2 separate regions of the Homo sapiens genome follow, and region 2 is linked to region 1. A link is a contact called in ENCODE Hi-C or POLR2A ChIA-PET data. All regions are on one chromosome and are shown on one strand. Each heading gives the region's core, a stretch centred on a gene start or an enhancer-like site at or near the end of the contact. The rest is flanking DNA. Distances are from core to core; before and after follow the strand shown.

Evidence for each region. Hi-C counts contacts between places; a loop is a spot of excess contacts on that map. ChIA-PET counts read pairs that join two places held with the same protein, here RNA polymerase II (POLR2A). Pooled maps may share reads with other maps.
Region 2: a loop to region 1 is called in a pooled map, with 4 times the contacts of the local background. The contact joins two enhancer-like sites. A Hi-C loop is called at or near these places in 1 of 50 pooled maps. POLR2A ChIA-PET finds 5 or more read pairs at or near these places in 3 of 52 experiments (CD4-positive, alpha-beta T cell, WTC11 and naive thymus-derived CD4-positive, alpha-beta T cell).

Annotation. Positions count from the first base shown.
Region 1 is chr17:40,148,197-40,155,716 of GRCh38, reverse strand. All of the region lies in intron 3 of CASC3 (CASC3 exon junction complex subunit), which reads right to left. Among named protein-coding and RNA genes, the nearest start is that of MIR6866, 10 kb to the left of the region's middle. Within about 2 kb of position 2,181, at least 2 of the 41 ENCODE cell types and tissues checked have a DNase peak (open chromatin) inside an H3K27ac peak, as active enhancers do.
Region 2 is chr17:40,610,368-40,617,448 of GRCh38, reverse strand. No RefSeq gene overlaps it. Among named protein-coding and RNA genes, the nearest start is that of SMARCE1, 34 kb to the left of the region's middle. RefSeq lists enhancers at 1,671-2,260, 2,541-2,660. Within about 2 kb of position 1,953, at least 8 of the 41 ENCODE cell types and tissues checked have a DNase peak (open chromatin) inside an H3K27ac peak, as active enhancers do.

The DNA of each region.
Region 1 (7,520 bases), core at 932-3,431:
CAGAAGTTTTAGCTCATTCTTCTACTTCCCACATATTTCAGACTAAGAGATGGAGTTGGTATCCTTATTCTCAATGTCTCTTTCAGATCTAACTCCTCTAGCCTCATTTTAATAAACCCCGGCTCCTCCGAGGCCACGGGCCTGTCGTTGACAGGAAGACTTTAGCACTGAGGTCAGTCTTCACCTGCACTTCAGCCATCCATTTCCATGGCTGCACTCCAAACCAGTCTTACCTAGAACTGCTATGCTTTATTATAAGTAAAACTGCTCCACTTTTAAAACCTTAAATATAATTAGCTGAGCGTGGTGGCTCATGCCTGTAATCCTAGCCACCCGGGAGGCTGAGGCAGGAGAATCGCCTGAACCCAGGAGACAGAGGTTGCAGTGAGCCAAGATAGCGACACTGCACTCCAGGCTGGGTGACAGAATGAGACTCCATCTCAAAAAAACAAAACAAAACAAAATAAAACCTTACGTATAAACACCCGAGTCATGGACCAAAATCGTCACGTGCAAAAGAATGAAGTTGGCCAGGCGCAGTGGCTCATGCCTGTAATCCCAGCATTTTGGGAGGCCAAGATGGGTAGATCACGAGGTCAGGAGATCGAGATCATCCTGGCTAACACGGTGAAACCCCATCTCTACTAAAAATACAAAAAATCAGCTGGGCGTGGTGGCGGGTGCCTGTAGTCCCAGCTACTCGGGAGGCTGAGGCAGGAGAATGGCATGAACCCGGGAGGCAGAGCTTGCAGTGAACCTAGATAGCGCCACTGCACTCCAGCCTGGGTGAAAGAGCGAGACTCCATCTCAAAAAACAAAAAGAATGAAGTTAGACCCTTACTTTACCCCACATATAAAAACTAACTCAAAATGAATCAAAGACCTAAATTTAAGAGTTGAAACTATAAAACTCTTAGAAGAAAACACAGGAGTAAATACTCATGACTCTCAGTTTGGCAAATGACTCTTAGATACCTAACACCAAAAGCATCTGCAACAAAAGGAAAAACATAAACCAGGCTTCATCAAAACTAAAACCTTTGTCCTTGAAAGAACACTATAAAGAAAGTGAACAATCCACAGAAAGGGAACACATATTTGCAAATCATATCTGATAAGGGACTTACATCTAGAATACAGAATATATAGAGAACTCTTACATCTCAATTAAAAAAAAAAAAATGGCCAAGCGCAGTGGCTCACACCTGTAATCCCAGCACTTTGGGAGGCTGAGGTGGGCAGATCACCTGAGGTCAGGAGTTCAAGACCAGCCTGGCCAACATGGCAAAACCTCGTCTCTACTAAAAATACAAAAATTAGCCGGGCATGGCAGCGCACACCTGTAATCCCAGCTACTTTGGGCAAAGATCAAGTGTGGTGGCTGATGCCTATAGTCTCAACTACTGAGGAGGCTGAGGTGGGAAGACTGCTTGCTTGAGCCCAGGAGTTTGAGACCACTCTGGATAATACAGCAAGACCTTGTCTCTAAAAAAAATAAAAACAATAATTAAAAATTAATTTTTAAAAAATTGCCTAGGTATCTGAATAGTCATTTCTTCAAGGAAGATACACAAATGGCCAATAAGCACCAAAAAAAAAAAAAAAAAAAAACGCTCAGCATCATTAGTCATCAGGGAAATGCAAATCAGAATGAGAAAACATCTCATACCTAATAGGACATCTAGAATCAAATCGGCTCACTGCAACCTCTACCTCCCGGGTTCAAGTGATTCTTATGCCTCAGCCACCTGAATAGCTGGGATTACAGGCGCGTGCCACAGTGGCTGGCTAATTTTTGCATTTTTAGCAGAGACGAGGTTTCGCCATGTTAGCAAGGCTGGTCTGGAACTCCTGATCTCAAGTGATCCGTCTGACTCGGCCTCCCAAAGTGCTGGGATTATAGGCGTGAGCCACCGTGCCCCGCCAAAAAAAAAAAGTTTTAGACAGGTCTATGTTGCCCAAGCTGGTCTCGAACTCCTGGGCCCAAGAAATCCTACTGCCACAGCCTCCTGAGTAGCTGAGAGTACAGGCATGCACCTGGGTAAATAACACAACAAGTGCTGTTAAGGATATAGAGAAACTGGAACCCTCATACACTGCTGCTAGTCACGTAAAATGGTGCAGCACCTTGGAAACAGTATGGCGGTTCTAGTTCCTCAAATGATTACAGAGTTACCACATGACTCAGCAATTCCATTCCTAGGTACATAGTCAAAAAGAAGTGAAAACATATGTCCCCATAAAAACATGTACACTAATGTTTGTAGCAGAATTATTCATAATAACCAAAAGATGGAAATAAGCTATGGAAATAACTCGTGTCTGTTGTTGGGTGAATGGATAAAGAAAATGTGGAACACACGAACAATGGAATCTAATTCTGCCCTAAAAAAAAAATTTTGACATTTGTGACAACAAATGGATGAACCTAGACGGAACTATGCTAAGTAAAATAAGCTAGACACAGAAAGATAACCACCACATGATCTCAAGTCAAACTCATAGAAACAGAGAGTAGGAAGGGGGTTTCTAGGGCTTAAGGGTAGCGAAAATGAGATCGTGGTAAAAGGATATAAAACTTCAGTTATAAGTTCTGGAGACCTAATGTACAGCATGGTAACCATAGTTAATAATAACTTACTGGTTGGGCGTGGTGGCTCACACCTGTAATCCCAGCACTTTGGGAGGCCGAGGTGGGCAGATCATGAGGTCAGGAGTTCGAGACCAGCCTGGGCAACATGGTGAAACCCTGTCTCTACTAAAAATAAAAAAATTAGCCGGGCGTGGTGGTGGGCGCTTGTAATCCCAACTACTCAGGAGGCTGAGGCAGAAGAATTGCTTGAACCTGGGAGGCAGAGACTGCAGTGAGCCGAGATTGTAACACTGCACTCCAGCCTGGGCTACAGAGCAAGACTGTCTAAAATAATAATAATAATAGCGTACTGTATACTTGGTCAGGCATGGTGGCTCATGCCTGTAATCCTAATACTTTGGGAAGCTGAGGCTGGAGGATTGCTTGAAGCTGAGTTCAAGACCAGCCTGGGCAATACAGCGATTCTTTGCCTCTACAAAAAATTTGTTTAAAAATTAGCTGGGCGGCTGGGCATGGTGGCTCACGCCTGTAATCCCAGCACTTTGAGAGGCTGAGTGGGTGGATCACCTGAGGTCGGGAGCTCGAGACCAGCCTGACCAACATGGAGAAACTCCACCTCTACTAAAAATACAAAACTAGCTGGGCTTGGTGGCGCATGACTGTAATCTCAGCTACTTGGGAGGCTTAGGCAGGAGAACCGCTTGAACCCAGGAGGCAGAGGCTGCAGTGAGCTGAGATCATGCCACTGCACTCCAGCCTGGGCAACAAGAGTGAAACTCCGTCTCAAAAAAAAAATAAAAATAAAAACAAATAAATAAATTAGCTGGGCATGGTAGTGCACGCCTGTAGTCCCAGCTATTGAGGAGGCTGAGGTGGGAGGATTGCTTAAGCCCAGGAGTTTGAGGTTGCAGTGAGCTATAACTGCATCACTGAACTCCAGCTTGGGTGACAAAGGTTCTGTCTCTTTTTAAACCATGTAAAATAAAAATAAATAACATATTGTAAACTTGAAATGTGCTGAGAGTAGCTCTTCGGTGTTCTCATCACACACATACAAAAAGGTTAACTAGGTGAGGTGATAGATACGTTAATTAGCTTAACTGTGGTACTCCACAATGTACACATATATCAAGATGCCACACTGTATGTGTTAAATGTATACAATTTTTATTTGTGAGTTATACCTCAATAAAGCTGGGGTGGGGAGGCAGAAAGAAGGAATGAAGTACTGATACATGCTACAAGTCAGATGAAAACATTATACTGAAAGAGGCCAGACACATAAATCTACATATTACATAATTCCATTCATATGAAAGGCCAGAATAGGAAAATCAACAGAGACAGAAAGTAGATTTGCGGTTGCTTGAGGCTACGGGAAGGATGGGAGAACTGGGTTTCTTCCTTCCTTTTTTTTTTTTTTTTTTTTGAGATGAAGGTCTCACTCTGTTACTCAAGCTGGAGTGCAGTGGTATGATCACAGCTCCCTGCAGCCTTGACCTCCTGGGCTCAAACAATTCTCCTGCCTCAGCTTGCCAAGTAGCTGGGACTACAGGTGCACGCCACCACGCCTGGCTAAATTTTTTATTTTTTATAGAGATAAGGTCTTACGGGCCAGGCGTGGTGACTTACGCCTGTAATCCCAGCACTTTGGGAAGCTGAGGTGGGTAGATCACTTGAGACTGGGAGTTTGAGACCAGCCTGGCCAAAATGACAAAATTCCATCTCTACTAAAAATACTAAAAATTAGGCAGGCATATGGCACATACCTGTAACCTCAGCTATCCGGGAGGCTGACGAACGAGAATCACTTGAACCCCAGAGGGTCAAGTTGCAGTGAACCAAGATTGTGCCACTGCACTCCAGACTGGGTGACAGAGCAAGACTCTGTCTCAAAAACAAACACACAAACAAATAAAAAGAGATGAGGTCTCACTATGTTGCCCAGGCTGGTCTCGAACTCCTGGGCCGACCATTCCTCCTGCCTCAGCCTCCTGAGTAGCTGAGTACAGGCACGCACCTGGCTAAATTATGCACTTTATAAATAAATGAACTGTACGTTCTGTGAATTGTATCTCAATAAAGCAGTTTTTTTTCTTTTTTTCTTTTTTGAGAGGGAGTCTCACTCTGTCGCCCAGGCTGGAGTGCAGTGGCGTGATCTCGGCTCACTGCAAGCTCCACCTCCCGGGTTCACACCATTCTCCTGCCTCAGCCTCCCGAGTGGCTGGGACTACAGGTGCCCGCCACCACATCTGGCTAAGTTTTTTGTATTTTTAGTAGAGACGGGGTTTCACCGTGTTAGCCAGGATGATCTCGATCTCCTGACCTCGTGATCTGCCTGCCTTAGCCTCCCAAAGTGCTGGGATAAAGGCATGAGCCTCGGCGCCTTGCCACAATAAAGCAGTTTTTTAAAAAAATGCCTCTTATTCCTAGTTGTTTCCTTACTGTCTCGTCTCTAATTTTTCAATGCATCCATTCCCTTGATGCTTCTAACTTCTGCCTATCAGTCCTTTCTCACATTCACTTTCTTCTCTCTCTAGACTCCATAGCTCATTCATTTCAATCACTACTAGTAACATCCCATTTCTCTTGCCACTCCCATATGCCTGGAACTGGATCAATTCAAATGTCTGCTTTCTCCAGGCCTACAACAGACTACTCCATTGCCAAAGGGGGTTACACACACACACACACACACACACACACACGCACACACTCTTACTTTTTGAAGCAGATGTCATTCTTTTGTTTTTTTCGAGAGTCTCACACTGTTACCCAGGGTGGAGTGCAGTGGTGCAATCATAGCTTGCTGTGGCCTCGACCTCCTGGGCTCAAGGGATCCTCCCACTCCAAGCTCCCAAGTAGCTGGGACATAAGCACACATCACTGCGCCAGGTTGATTTTTTGTAGAGAGAGGGTCTCACTTTGTTGCCCAGATTGGTCTCAAATTCCTGGGCTCAAGCAATCCTCCTGCCTTGGCCTCCCAAAGTGCTTGGATTACAGGTGTGAGCCACCGTGCCTGTCCTGCTCTATCCTTCTATTTCACAAAAACAAAACACAGAAAGGAACGCTAACTTCCTTTCCTTCCCACTTCTTTGTAATTACAATGGAAGATACTTCTCATCTGGTTCCTACATCTTCTCATGTACTTAGTCAAGAATACCAGTACTTAATATTATTATCTATTCCCTCTTTTTTTTCCCTTTTTTTTGAGACGGAGTCTCGCTCTGTCGCCCAGGCTCAAGTGCCCGCCACCATGCCCGGCTAATTTTTTGTATTTTTAGTAGAGACGGGGTTTCACCATGTTAGCCAGGATGGTCTCGATCTCCTGACCTCGTGATCTGCCCGCCTCGGCCTCCCAAAGTGCCGGGATTACAGGCGTGAGCCACCGCACCCAGCTTTTCCCTCCTTTCTAATCTTCCTTTGCACATACCTTTCCTTCCCACTTCTCTGTAATTACAATGGAAGATGTTAATCTTGTCTGGTTCCTACTTTTTCTCATATACTCAGTCAAAAATACCAGTACTCAATATCATTATCTATTCCCTCTCTTTTTTCCCCCTTTCTTTTCTTTTTTTCAATCTTTGACCTTATTTGATACTCTCCTAACTTTTTAAAAAACATCCAAATCACCTCTTGATCTCAAAGCTACCTCTCCAACTACCATCTCTTCAGCCTTCCCTCAGTCAAATTTCTTTAACAAGTTTTTTTGGCCAGGCACAGTGGCATGAACCTATTGTCTCAGCTATTCAAGAGGCTGATGAGGATTGTAAGTTCAAGTTCAAGCTCAGCTTGGGCAAAATAAGGAGACCCATTTGCCAAAAAAAAAAAAAAAAGAATTCTTGGAAGACTCTCAGAAAATGGCAGTGGCACAGTTTTATCTCTCTTCAAATCTCCACATGGAATGAGAGCTCTGGACAGCAAAACCGAGACCCAAACCAAAACCCTGGCCAGACACAGTGGCTCACGTCCATAATCCCAACACTTTGGGAAGCCGAGGTGGGTGGATCACCTGAGACCAGGAGTTCGAGACCAGCCTGGCCAACATGGTAAAACCGCGTCTCTACTAAAAATGCAAAAATTAGCCAGGCATGGTGGCACGCACCTGTAATCCCAGCTACGCAGGAGGCTGAGGCACAAGAATAGCTTGAATCTGGAAGGCAAAGCCACTGCACTCCAGCCTGGGCGACAGCAAGACTCTGTCTCAAAAAATAAAAAAGAAACCAAAACCTTCAGACAACACTGCAACAAAGTTAAGTTACCAGGTATCCCCCAAGACCCAAAATGTAAGTGCATAACAAAGCACCAACAGCTGTAGGACCTGTATAGTACTGGTGTCCACGCAGGAGAAAGCAGAGAGAAAGCAAATGGACCTGAGAACAGGAGAACACTGAAATAATCAACAGGCAGTCAAGGGAAAGCACAACAGTCAAAACTGAGAACAGCACTTACAACTAGCAAGGGGGCCACACACGGTGGCTCATGCCTGTAATCCCATCACTTTGGGAGGCCAAGGTGGGTGGATCATCTGAGTCAGGAGTTCGAGACCAGCCTGGAAAACATGGTGAAACCTCATCTCTACTAAAAATACAAAAATTAGCTGGGCACGGTGACACACGAGGTCCCAGCTACTCAGGAGGCTAAGGCAGGAGAATCGCTTGAACCCAGGAGACGGAGATTGCAGTTAGCTGAGATTGCGCCACTGCACTCCAGTCTGGGCGACAGAGTGAGACTCTGTCTTAAAAAAAAAAAAGGTCTGAAGGGATGAAGCTGACCTGGCTGCCAGGGCTTCCTTCTGGGGACAGGGCCCTACACTGTCCCTAGAAGGGAGTTCCTAGAAGAGAAACTGTTGAGAGCAGGACCAAATTCAGTAGGACAGGGATGGTCCAGAACAAGCTGGGAAAGGGAACAAAAGCAACAAATCTCA
Region 2 (7,081 bases), core at 704-3,203, 460 kb before region 1:
ACACTGCCAGAAATTAACAAGATTTCTACCCCCTTTCTCCTGCCTAAACCAGCAAACTGGTCTGTCGTTCCCAAGCGCCCGGCTAGGTGCCCCCTGAGCCCACAGTCCTGATCCTCATGAGACTTCAGCTCTTCCAGATTCCTGGGAGAAATCTGCTATGGACCCTCCTTCCAGCTCTCTCCCCGGCCTCTTCCTGGAAAGCAAACAGCCACTTCTTCAGAAAATAAGATGGTAGACAGAGGCCATCCTCTGAGATCCAATGATAAATCTTGTCCTTTTGCTCATGCAGTACTTACTGATGGCTTAATGAAGAGCCAAGTGATGGGGGAAACTCAGAGGTGAAGGAGACCTGGGTTCAGCCCCAAGGAGTCAGAACCTTGGAGACAGAACAAAGAAATGAACCAAAACCCTCTGGCAGTTGTCATATGCATGGCCCCCTGAACCAGGGGAGCTCAGAAAGGGAAGACAGGCACTCCTAAGGGAAGGCCTCATGGAAGCACAGCTTCTGAGCAGTTGGGAGAGGGCAGCGGAAGTGGAGAGAAGGGGATTGCATGAGGGAGTGAAGGCTCTATGGGGAAAGTCCAGGGCAGAGATGGGAAGGAGCAGAGACTAGCCAGAAGGACAGGAGGGGCTGGCCAGTGCAGGCTGGGAGAGGCTCAGGGCTCTGATCCCCAACCCAGACTGAATCTAGGATCAACTCACCATACTTGTCTGAGAGGCATAAGAATGGGCCTCGGAGTGCATGAGGGGGAGAGGGGCCCTGTGTACCCAGGTCCTACAGTGGCTCATTTTCAGCCCTGCTGGCATGCCAAATGGCCCTGCGCTTGATCTCTGCCAAACAAAGTGAAGACTGCCCCTTCTCTCCTGACATCCCTGATCCCCAGCTTCTCTTCCAGTCCCAGTTTCCCAATCCCCAGCCAAAACTCCCAGGAGGCAGGAGAGGACCACCTAATCTCCCTTCCCAGCAAGTCCCCTTTCTGTTCTCAGTTCAACTGAGCCACACTACCGCCTTTCCCAAAGGGCGATGGGAACAGGGACCTGAATTTCTGGGACCATCTCTATTTCAAATACACTGGCCCCCTGGCGCCTTGGACCTTCACACTTGCCCGGTTGTGTGTTGCTGATTTTTAGTGCAGAGCATGAGGTCACCAGAGCAGGGGGCCCTGGATTGGGAGACTATGCCCTGGGACTGGGCATCAGGGCTCCAACGTGCAATGGTGAGGCTGCCTTGGTCCTGTGTAGCGCTCCCTCTCCTCCCCTCCCCACCACGCTTCCATTCCATCCTCACACTGTGTTTGTGTCCATGTCTGTCTGCATCAGGAGAACAGCCACCTCTTGGAGAACGAGGGCTCCATCTCATTTGCCTCCAGATTCTCCCTGCTTCCCACTAGCCAGCTGCATGTTTTGAGTTGTCAATGAAATCTGTTAAACAACAAGAAAATTTGGAAACATGCCTACTGGACTCTGGGGAAGATACCCCTGTCTTGGCAGTAGATACTGCACTTGGGAGCTCTCAACTGGGAGGGCTTGGGCCTTGGAGTCGGAGATCTCCAATAGCCAGGAGAGGCTGGTGGTTGGGAGAGATCAGCAGATGCTGAATCGGTGCTCGGAAGTCCAGCTCCTCCGCCTTCCATGGCCGAAGGGCTCCACCCAGAGGACAGTCAGCTTAATCCCTGTTCACACAGACCTTTCTCCACCAGGTGTAGAGAAGGCTCTGCCCAGCTTTCATGAAGAAACTCAGAAACCCCCAGTGCCTCTCCAGAATGACTGTAAAATACCTCCTTCTGCCAGAAGAGCCAGTCCTCAGCCCTTCCCTCCAGCCCCAGGAATGCCCCCTGTCTGCAAATAAGAGTGGAATTGGGGCAGTTCAGAATTCTGCCTCCCACCTGGGGGAGCTCTGAGAACCAAATGAGGCAGGCTGTAGATGGGAACAAGCTACAAAAAAAAAAAAAAGTACACAGCACTGTTCAAACCCTAGGGGGTTTTTGGTTGTTGTCTACAAGGCAAGAGGTGCTTTAAGAAAATTCTCCCCTCCTGTTTTCACTTCCTCTTCTCTCTCTTAACCCTGGGAAGGGGAAAATCCTACAAAGATTAGCAGCTGATGTGTGAAAGAACCAAAACAACATTCTTCTAGTTGCATTTTAACAGTATCTTCTGGCAGCCACCACGGGACTGGGTTCTGATGTTCCCAGCTCAAGGCCAGAAAGAATCACTGGATCAGAATGAAGCGTGCAGTTGGAAGAGATCTTAAAGGCCCTCTAGTCCAATGCACCAACACGCTGTCCTGTTAAAGTGTGTCAAATTGTGCCCTGGAGCATAGCCGCCTCCAGGTGAAGGGTGAGCACTACCATATCGGCAGCCCTGTTGAGGACATTGGCTCTGGGTTATGCTAAACCACATGGGCCCACTATCCACTCACCTGCGGCAGGGGCCGTGTTGTATTTCAATGGCACAGAGAACCCAGGGATGCCCTCATCCTGCCCAGCCTTGTTGTGATCCTCCTCTCACAACAAGTTCCCGGGGGAGCCAGGCCAAGGAGCTCATGAGAGGAAATGGGAGTCAAAGTCCCGCTGCTGTCCCCAGCTGCACCCACACCAGGGATGTCACCGAGCTCTGAGAACAGTTCCTAGACTAACTGGTATTGATCGTAATGAATCTTTGTGCTACACATGGTGCAAGGCCCTGGGATGAGCAAAACTGGGAGCAACCAGTAAGAGAGAAGGACATGTTCAGAGGGTCTGGGAAGTGGGAAAATGAGGTGTGAAGAGTGTAGCTAAAAGGTGGCCCCAGCAGGCCTCTGAGGGAAACCAAGCCATGACACACACTGACACTCTGCTCCGGTGCTGCCCCACACCTCCCCAGCCTGACGAACGCCTGCCCTGCTGTCAGGATGCAGCCCAAATGTGCCTTCCTCTGCAAAGCCTTTCCCAGCATCTCCACTTCCAGAGAGAGACCGACGCGCCCCCGTCTGTGGCTTAGACAGTCTGTGTCTTCTACCAAAGAAGGTGTTTCCAGCCTGAGGCACCATGGTATCCCCCAGAGCCTGGCTCATGATGGGTATTAAAGAAATATTTTTAATTAATTAATTAATTTTTTAACAATAGGGTCTCACTCTGTCACCCAGGCTGGAGTGCAGTGGCACAATCATAGCTCACTGCAGCCTCCAAGTCTTGGGCTCAAGCGATCCTCCCACCTCAGCCTCCCAAGTAGCTAAGACTACAGGTACACTGCTCTGTCTGGATTTATTTTTTAATTTTTTGTAGAGACAAGGTCTCGCTATGTCACCCAGGCTAGTCTTGAACTCCTGACCTCAAGGGATCCTCCTGCCTCAGCCTCCCAAAGTGCTGGGACTACAGGTGTGAGCCACTGCACCTGTCCTGAAGAAATATGTGTTGGCTTTCATATTTGTGCCCCAAGTGACTAATACAATATATTACAGAATAGAAGCTGGGCAAATATTCCATGAATGAATGAATGAATGAATGAATGAATGAATACCAAATGGTTATAGGGCTCACATATGGCCAGCCCTAACGACAGGTAACCTATCTCCCACCATTTATGTTTCCCACAGAGCTTCACAGAGAAGCAACCACTTCACTGGAAAGACCAACTCAACTCAATAAATATTTACTAATATTTACAATAAATATTACAACTCATCCAATAAATATTTACTGAGCTCCTACAATGTATCAGGCTCTGTTCTAGGTGCTGGGGACACAACAATGTACAAAACACAAAGCCCTCTGCCTTAGGGAGTTCCCATCCAGTGGAGAAAGAGGCCGACTGTGCCGGTTGTGTCACGCACACTTGCTCTTTCCACTCACACCTTCCCCCTCTCCACCCCAGGACCCGCTTGTGATCCTGCCTCCTTCCAAGAGAACCTGCACCTTGATTTCCCCTTCCCAGCAAGTCCCTGTCTGTCCTCAGTTCAACTAAGCCACACTACTGCCTTTCCCAAAAGGCAATGGGAACAGGGACCTGAATTCCTGGTCTCATTGCCCTTTGGGCATCTCGATTTCAAATATGCTGGCCCCCTAGTGCCTTGGACCTTCACATTTGCCTGATCATGTGTTGCTGATTTTTAGTGCAGAGCATGTGGTCACCAGAGCCGAGGGCCCTGGACTGGGAGACTCTGCCCTGGACAGTGTCTTCCCGAGGGGTAAGGGATGAGTGAGTCGCGAAGGGTAACTGGAAGGGAGTAATGGGGTGATGGCAGTCATCAGTGGCAGATTCGAGGGAGGTGCTACTTTTGCTTCCTGGTCCTCAGATCTCACTCTGCATCCGCTGACAGCGTCTTCTGCCTTTGGGTGGAACTGGCCCCCCTGTTTTAATTAAACTGAATTAAATAGAATCAGCTTTCATAACTGGATGATGCAGAAATGTCCTGACAGTCACCCTCGCCCGGGGCACCTTGCCAGCACTGGGTCTTTGAAGTGTCCTGATCCCTGGTTTCCTCCTCAGGTGCGTCACTAGCTTCTCTGGCTACCTGGTTTCCGGCAAGGAGTCTGTTAGCGCTCACACTTGTTTTTTTGCAAGCGTTTGGAGAGGAGGTTGCAAGGCTCTGGGATGACAGTTTGCTGGAATGTGGGCACTGTTCTTAGGCAGCATTGCCCACTTTCCCGGGTGGCATGACTACCTCACTAGGCACTGGAGGCGGGTGCTGAAAGGCTCTGAGAGACTCACTTGCACAGAATGAGGGGGTGTGCATCAGCTTTAGAGACTTGGCCAATATGGTTTTCCCACAAAGAAAGGCACCCAGCACACTCTCAATAAAGACTCATTAATTTGAAAAAAAAAAAAAAAAAAGATACAAAATGCCTGAGAACAACTGTCTAAGTTGTCATGTGGTGAATGGTTGCAAAACAATATTATAGCAAATGATCTTTTTTTAAAAAAATTTGTTTCTTTTTATTTAATAATATACCTTCCAGCAAATGACCTTCTCTGAATTAGGTTTTCATGACATGGATTTGTTAAAGGTTTGAAGTGAATTGCATCCTTCCTGAATTACCTTTTCCTGCATCCTCGATAAAGTTGAGAGGCTGGTGGCTCCTGAAAGTAGCAATCATCTTTACATAATCCTTTTCACAACCACAGCACAAGGGAGGGGTGTCAGTATGCTCCCACACCAGAAGAAAGCCTTATGATTCTGCAATCATGGGGAATTCAAAAGATAGTGTTGTGCTGTACGGTCCGCATTTCATAGTTAATAAGTAATATCCTCTTCACTCCTTTTCTTTTTCTGCCAGTAAATTGAGCTTGGCAGGCCTGCTATTTTCCTTATAATGCCAACTGATGAAATTGCCTCCCAAATGCAAGCCATCGTCATTAACACAAGTGTCTCAGAAGGAGATGCAGAAGATGGCCTCCTTCCCCTCCAGCTGGGGAGAGACAGCTGCCACTCTACATTAAAAAGCCAGTTCAAAGAATCAGATATGATAAAGTGTTAGGTTGAAAACTTTCACAAGAACATAAATCTTGCTCTTCGGGGCAACAAGCAGACTCATGTGAATATTCATCACTGTTCCTGGTAAGTCTTGGGTTGAATAAATCTGTCCCTGGACTCATTTCGTTCAACAAAAGGGATCTCGCAAGGCTCCTAAGACTTTATTTTTCGTTTCTCCTAGTTAGTTAGTTAGAGTTAGGATTTCACTCTGTTGCCCAGGCTGGAGTGCACTGGCTCGATCATAGCTCACTGCAGCCTCCAACTCTTGGACTCAAGCGATCCTCCTGCCTTAGCCTTCCGAGTACCCAGTATTACAGGCACGCACCACCATGCCTGGCTATTTTCTTTTTAATTTTTTGTACAGATGGGGGTCTCACCATGTTGCTCAGGCTGGCCTCAAACTCCTGGCCTCAAGTGACCCTCCTGCCTCAGCCTCCCAAAGCGCTGGAATTACAGGTGTGAGCCACCACACCCAGCCAAGACTCCTAAGGCTTTAGAAATAGTTGCCTTGTCCTCTAATAAGAAACCCCCAAAGAGAGCTGTAATTCTGACTGGTTTTCTCACTTGGGAATGGTTGTCTTGGAAGGAGCATTGCAGCTGACATCTCTGTATTTCTAAACTGTTTTGTGGGCTTTCTCTATGAAATCAGGAGTCACTGCCACATTCCTCTTCTTCCACTTGCACAGTAGGGCAAATGAAACCTAAGTCCATGCTGGCTATATAAACACAACTTGAAAGGCTCAGTTGTTGAAATTAACAGGAATAAGCATTTTTTCCCTATTGAATCACCTATTGGATCATTCAAAATTCACAGTGGGGCCAGGCACAGTGGCTCATGCCTGTAATCTCAGCATTTAAGGAGGCCAAGGCTGGAGATCACTTGAGCCCAGGAGTTTGAGATAAGCCTGGGCAAAATAGTGAGACCCTATCTCTACAAAAAAAAAAAAAAAAAAAGGATTAGCTGGGCATGGTGGTGAGAGCCTATATTCCCAGCTACTTGGGAGGCTGAGGTGGGAGGATCGCTTGAGCCCAGGAGGTCGAGGCTGCAGTGAGCCGAGATTGCACCACTGCACTCCAGCTGGGGACTTGTGCTCTCTCCCTGCTCTCTCTGCCTCTTCTCTCCCCTAGAAGCCCTCCTGGTCCAACCTGAACTTCTCCTTTAGATCCTTCAGTCTTCAGTGTGAAACAAGGTGAGTCTTTATCACTAAATCCCTTTCTCTTTGTTTTGTTTTACCAATGATTTTTCCTCATCTGGGATAAAGGGTGGGGAAGGAAAGAGGGGAGTGAGGGAAGTGAGTGATGGGAAAAGCAATAATCACTCATCACTAACAGTCACTCATTAAAAAGCAGCATCTCAATTAAAACTATGAAACTATGTTCATCGAGTTCAGTCTCACCCTGCAGAGTCAAATTTTGACTTTCAGTTGCCCCCATCAGGTCTAGTTGAGACTGATTAGTCAGACATAAATCATGGAGCTGGCTCATTCTCAGGACCCTTCAGGACTTCTCAGAAGCAGCAGCACTCTCATGTCCACAGTCTATTTCCCTGACCACCCCCAACACACACAAAAAATTACATCTTCTTATAAGTGTAATCGACCTGATTCTGAGAACTGTTCTCATTGGTTG